Regions from separate parts of the Homo sapiens genome. Here region 1 is linked to region 2. A link is an interaction called in ENCODE POLR2A ChIA-PET data of the cell type or tissue named here. Cell type or tissue: B cell. All regions are shown on one strand. Links, peaks and the distances in the headings refer to the core of each region. The heading gives the core; the rest is flanking DNA. Region 1 overlaps THADA (THADA armadillo repeat containing). Region 2 has its middle 32 kb from the start of LINC02580.

Evidence for each region. Peaks named below come from ENCODE experiments on the same cell type or tissue, not always from the same donor. Only the 100,000 strongest peaks of a DNase experiment are listed, where the experiment ranks them.
Region 1: POLR2A ChIA-PET joins it to region 2 with 6 read pairs; 3 of 35 experiments call an interaction of 5 or more read pairs at or near these places.

Annotation. Positions count from the first base shown.
Region 1 is chr2:43,238,740-43,241,642 of GRCh38, forward strand. The region is part of intron 36 of THADA (THADA armadillo repeat containing); the gene reads right to left. Among named protein-coding and RNA genes, the nearest start is that of LINC01126, 13 kb to the left of the region's middle. In B cell, for the core only: no CTCF peak of the experiment used is centred there; a DNase peak (open chromatin) is centred at 1,762; H3K4me3 peaks cover 535 bases; H3K27ac peaks cover 2,030 bases.
Region 2 is chr2:43,132,823-43,135,725 of GRCh38, forward strand. No RefSeq gene overlaps it. Among named protein-coding and RNA genes, the nearest start is that of LINC02580, 32 kb to the left of the region's middle. RefSeq lists enhancers at 450-1,213, 997-1,046, 1,214-1,975, 1,487-1,556. In B cell, for the core only: no CTCF peak of the experiment used is centred there; DNase peaks (open chromatin) are centred at 159 and 1,689; H3K27ac peaks cover 2,500 bases.

The sequences.
Region 1 (2,903 bases), core at 269-2,768, 110 kb after region 2:
AAATGCTGTTATAAATTCATACAATGGAATAGTAATCAGCCACAAAAGGGAATGAAGAAGCAGGAGGTCTAGGTGGGAAGGTAAGACAAACACCCAGGCAACAGCAGGGACATCAGGTGCTCAGTGGAGTGGTTCACATGCCAAGAGCTGTGGGAGCTGGGGGTTGGTGGGAGGAAGACGTCAATGTGGGGAATAAATGATCTCCGAGGCTCTTCCTCCCACCGGCTACACTGCTAGGGCAAGAAGAAATATGCCCTAGAATCTTCCTGGAGTGCTTCAAATGGGTGGGGTTAGCTGGTACACATTCATGTCTGTGGTAGGCCTACACAAGTGGGATTAACATGTGGTCATTTGGAATCATGTTGGAAATGTGATGGATCAGCATTTAGAATTGGTTAATCTGGTGCCTTCCATCCTTGTGAAGGGATAACTCACTGGGACTGCAGAGGAGGGAAGCAAACCAGAGCCTTCAGGGCTGCTGCAGTATAGCCTTCATCTTGCTACTGCCCCAGCCACATCAGGGCTCCCCATCCAAGGCAGATGCCTAGCTATCAGAAACCCTGTTATGTGCTGATACTCCCTGGTGCTTCTTCTCTGCCTCCACGATGAGCGCCTCCACCCCCATCCCCCGCCCCCCAACAGGGCTGGAGGTGAAGACCCAGGCCTCACACAGTGTGTTGCCTCCACTACAAATCTCAGCCTCTGATTCCCCCCACTAGGGGAAGTGATTATTAATTTCTAGGCAGGTAGACAGGTAAGTCACAGACTTTGAGGTTGCTTTCAACTACTGAATGAAAGAAAGATGTCAAAGTGGATGTCTTCCAGGTGCCAACCTTGAAAACTATTTCAGACCACGGATTAAAAAGCCCATGGTCTGATTTTAAAGTATTATGGGGGAGATGACTTCTAGACTAAGGCCATTGGTCAAGTCTGCCTTCTAGTCCTTCTCAAGAGAGGGCAATCAGCATAGTAAATGCTGTGCAAATGGCAATGGGTTGAATTCTCCCTGCCCCTAGCTCTGGAGAATCCTCCTTCAGGCATCTGAAAAATCCCTCAGCTTTAGGGGACTGGCCAAGGTGTTGGGTGGCCCTGCCATCCAACCAACTCACCACCCATCCACCCACTCACCCATTCACCCATCAATCTGATATTTTATCTACCCACAAGTATTTATTGATCACCTGTGTGTGGAGGACGCTGTGTGAAACATGAGGAAAACCACCCAGAAAACCACTCTAAGAGAGAGAAGAGTTGCCAGAGGCAAGCTGACCCACACGAAGTGTGACGAAACAGTCGAAGACGGTGTGTGACACAGACAAATTATATCATGAGTAGGGGTAATCAAAAGACAGAAAGGAAAAACAAATGTGGAAGGAGGAGGTGGCTTCACAGACAGGCTAAGCAGGGTGGGTGAGAGGACACACACAACCGAGAGGCAGTGAGGAGCCCAAGCTTGGGCCGCAGGGAGACAAGCTGCCCACTAAAGGGAGGACTGGAGGCGAGGCCAGGCAGGCTGGGGTGGCCTGGGCAGCAAAGGCAGCGTCTGACGGAGTGAGTGTTACTGCACTTTCTTTTTTTCTGAGCAAAAATACATTCAGGTTTCATGAGGCCGTTTCCAGATAACCTCATTATTTCTAGTCTTCTCCATGGTCGTCTTCACTTCCCCTTAGCAGGGGAAGAGCCTGAACTTTAAATTAGTCATGAAAAACAAGCTCGGTTCAGCTGACTCTGCCAGTCAACATTTCCTGGGGCTGCCAGAAGCCTCTCAGTCCCCTACCTCCCCTTACCCTCTACTCCGAGACTAGCCAGGGCTCTCCACCCACCAGGGCCATCAGAGCCCAGGCTCAGAGCTGGGATTCCAGGTGGGGCACTCTGTGAGTACATTCATGGCCATGCTATCAAATGCCATCATTTCAACCTTTACCACCAATTAAAAGCTCCCAGCTGACCCCTACTGGAGACAAATGGCCCAGAGGAAGGTCAGTGTCCTAAGGAATGGAAGGGGATCATCTCCCCAGCTGCAAAGAACCCAGTAGGAAGTCTGGGTCGGGGAACATAGGTGTTTGTGGTTAACAGTCTCTGTCCTTTATCTGAAAATTTAAAAAATTTCATCAAAGAAGAACCAAATGTGCTGGCCAGAGCTCTCAAGGGCAGCCCTAGTCCCAGCATGCACTGGGCCAAGTGCCAGGGCCGGGTGCAGCACCAGGACTATGGCCCACCCTCTCTCTGCCCTCGTCCCTGTCTGTGCCCTTGTCCACAGCCATCCCTTCCCCCAAATCCCTACCTGGCCATGATATTAAGTCTGGGGGGAATTCAGACTTCACCGGGCCCAGGTGGACCCCTCTTCCTTTTTTTTATGTTTATTTTTTTGAGACAGGGTCTCACTCTGTCGCCCAGGCTAGGGCAAAGTGGCACAATCACAGCTCACTGCAGCGACCTCCCAGGCTCAAGTGGTCCTCCCACCTCAGCCTCCCTGGTGGCTGAGACTACAGGCACAAACTACCATGTCCCCCCTAATTTTTGTATTTTTTGTAGAGACGGGTTTTGCCACGTGGCCCAGGTTGGTCTTAAACTCCTGGGCTCAAGTGATCCACACACCTAGGCCTCCCAAGGTGCTAGGATTACTGGTGTGAGCCACTTTGCCTGGCATCCTTTTTGTTTTAAGTCTTAGAGCCTACTATTTAAAAGAAAGTATATGCGGAGGCAGAATCCAAACACACACAACTTGGGTTCTAAGCTGAGTTGTGTCAGCTAAACTGTACTAAACAGTCCCTTTGCACCCCTGTCTGGACTTACCAGCAGTGTCTGGACAGGGGTGCAAAGGGACTATTTAGTACAGCTCACATGGATTTAAAAAAAAATCAGGGCAATTCTCATAAAGATCCAAATTTCTAGCATCTTTT
Region 2 (2,903 bases), core at 130-2,629:
CCACCCCGGGCCTGTGCACTTCCCACTGACAGCAGCCGGTGGGGCGGGCAGGGAGCTACAGTGGGGCCCCCAAGAACTGTCACTCCGCGGCCTAGCTTTCAACATCCTTTGGGGCCCAAGCCACTCAGTTCAACCTCTCTTCCTTCCTCCTTCACTCAGGCTGTTTTGAGTGAGGGCCAGCCACACTCAGACTCCAGCCATGGTGCTCCCTCTCAGCTCCAAGAGCCCAAGGCAAGGAGGTGGAAGGTTAATCAGAGTCCACCCTGGTCAACACAACTTCCCTAACACCTGATGTGAGTTTAGGCATTTAGACCCTGCCGGGAACCCAGAGGAACATGCAGGTGCTCAGCAGGTGCAGGGTGCGGGCAATAACACCAATAGCAGTAATAATAACTAGCCTTCTCGGCTGCCATGGGCCAGGTGCTTTTCATCTAAGACCTTGCTTGATGTTAATCCTGAGATGTGGGCATTTTTTATCCCCTTTCATACTTGAGGAAACTGAGGCTCCAGGAAGGAGGGGTTGTGGGGTGTCGGCGGCAGGGTTTGTGGGCCTACTTCCTGCAGGACAGGAACCTTGCAAGGCACAGGGGATCTGGAGAAGCAGAATTGGAAAGACTCGGGTGGGTGGACCAGCCTGAGGCTGGGGAAGGGCCTTGCAGGGGATTCCTGTCCCACAGATGCCTGCAGGCCCAGGTGTGAGGCCCCCAGCCCCACCACCCCAGCCCAGCCCACAGCTGCTGTGTCACAACCCCTAGAGCGGCTTGGGACTCTGAGTCTCCAACAAGCTCCCAGGTGACCTGGAAGCAGCTGGCTCAGTCTGGGAGGCCAGAGCTGGGCTGCAAAGCCCTGACAAAGCCATTTCTCAGGCCCTCCTGACTTTGAGGCAGGAAATGATCATCATGGCAGCTAATATTAATTGACACCTTACCTGCACAGTAGGTGCTGTGCTAAGCACTTTGCATATGTGAACCTACTTAACTCTCACAATAGTTCTGCGAGGAAGAGAACCTGGGCACAAAGAGGCTAAGTGACTTGCCAGTCATACAGTGCTGGCATTGAACCTGGACACCTGGCTCAAGGCCACACATCTGCCCGCAAAGCAGGATGCCTGGGGTAGGGAAGGCGGCAGGGCAGGGCCTCGAGCACTGGGTCTGAGTGCGGGGCTGGACCTGGTAGGCCCTGGGCAGCAGCAGGTTTCTGAGCAGGGGACCGGCATGCTCCCCAGGACTGGCCACATGGTGTGCGCGTGAGGGAGGCCTGGGCAGACAAGCTCAACACCACTAAGGGCTGAATGTGAAACCCTCCCGCAGGGATGTGGTTTTGACATGAGAAGGCAAAAGAAATAACGCTTCCCTCAAAGGAAAGAACTGACAAACAAAGCTGGGCGCCCATGTGTCGGGCACAAACACTAAAGGTGGAAGTTCAGACGCTAGGAAGGGCGCCCGCAGCCACTTCCTCTGCCGCCCCTCTTCCCCTGCAACAAGGCCTAGTATAGATAGGTGCACAGCTCCTGGGCCTGAGGTCTAAGGACAGCCAGCCTGGGGGACCACCTGTCTGTCCACATGTGTGTGCAAGAGGTCAGGGAGAAAGGGCCTCTGGGTGCTTGCTTGCAGGGAGTGCCTGTCCCCATCCCACCCTGCTCCTGCAGCCGAAAAGGACAGACGCCCTGACTCTAATCTGTACCTCTGGGGCCTCAAAACCACAGCCACGTCAGCCGCGCATGCATCTGGACTAGGTGGGAGGTGGGGCCACCTATGCAGGGTACGCAGGTGTGTGCCAACATGCGTGTGCAGGGCAGACATGCCCCCCCACCCCCGAGGGAGGAGGGCAAGTGGGGTGGAGGGGTCCAGAGATCCGGTGGCCGCCCGGCCCCGCTCCTTCCCCTGCCCCTGCCTCCCCTCTGAGGGGTAGCCATGGCTTTGAGGACCCCCCTTCTTCCCTCAAGCTTCTCTCTGCTCTCAGCTCCAGTGCCAGCGACAATCTAAATAAATGTCTATGGAGCACCTAAAATGGCCTGGCAAGTTCTGGGCACTTGGGAGACATCAGCGAGAAAAGTAAAGATTCCTGCCCTCGGCCGGGCGTGGTGGCTCACGCCTGTAATCCCAGAACATTGGGAGACCGAGGCGGGTGGATCACCTGAGGTCAGGAGTTCGAGACCAGCTTGGCCAACATGGTGAAACCCCGTCTCTACTAAAAATACAAAAATTAGCTGGGCGTCATGGCATCTGTCTGTAATCCCAGCTACTCAGGAGGCTGAGGCAGGAGAATTGCTTGAACCTGTGACGCAGAGGTTGCAGTGAGCCGAGATCGTGCCATTGCACTCCAGCCTGGGTGACAAAAGCGAAACTCCATCTCAAAAAAAAAAAAAAAAAAAAAAAAAGATTCCTGCCCTCTTGGGGCCCACATTTTGTTGGGGAGGCACAATAGACAGAATAAATACATTCCTTTCTTTCTGTCTTTTTTTTTTTTTTGAGATAGGGTATCCCTCTGTGACCCAGGCTAGAGTGCAGTGGCAGGATCACAGCTCACTGCAGCCTCAAACTCTTGGGCTCAAGTGAACCTCCTACCTCAACCTCCTGAGTAGCTGGGACCACCAAGCCCGGCTAATTTTCGTTTTCTTTTTTGTAGGGACGGGTCTTACTATGTTGCCCAGGCTGGCCTCAAGGGATCCTCCTGCCTCAGCTTCCCAAAGTGCTGGGATTACAGGTGTGAACCACTGCGCCCAGCCTTACATTCTATAATCCTCATGTAGGCAGTGGGTTCCATGGAAAGAAAGAGGAAGCAGATAGGGCTGGGAGATGAGGAGTGCTGGTGGGTGCGAGGGTGTGCACTCACTCGGGTCACCGTACTAAGCTGGGTGCTCCAGGGAGGCCCCATGAAGAGGCCAACATTTCAACAGGAGC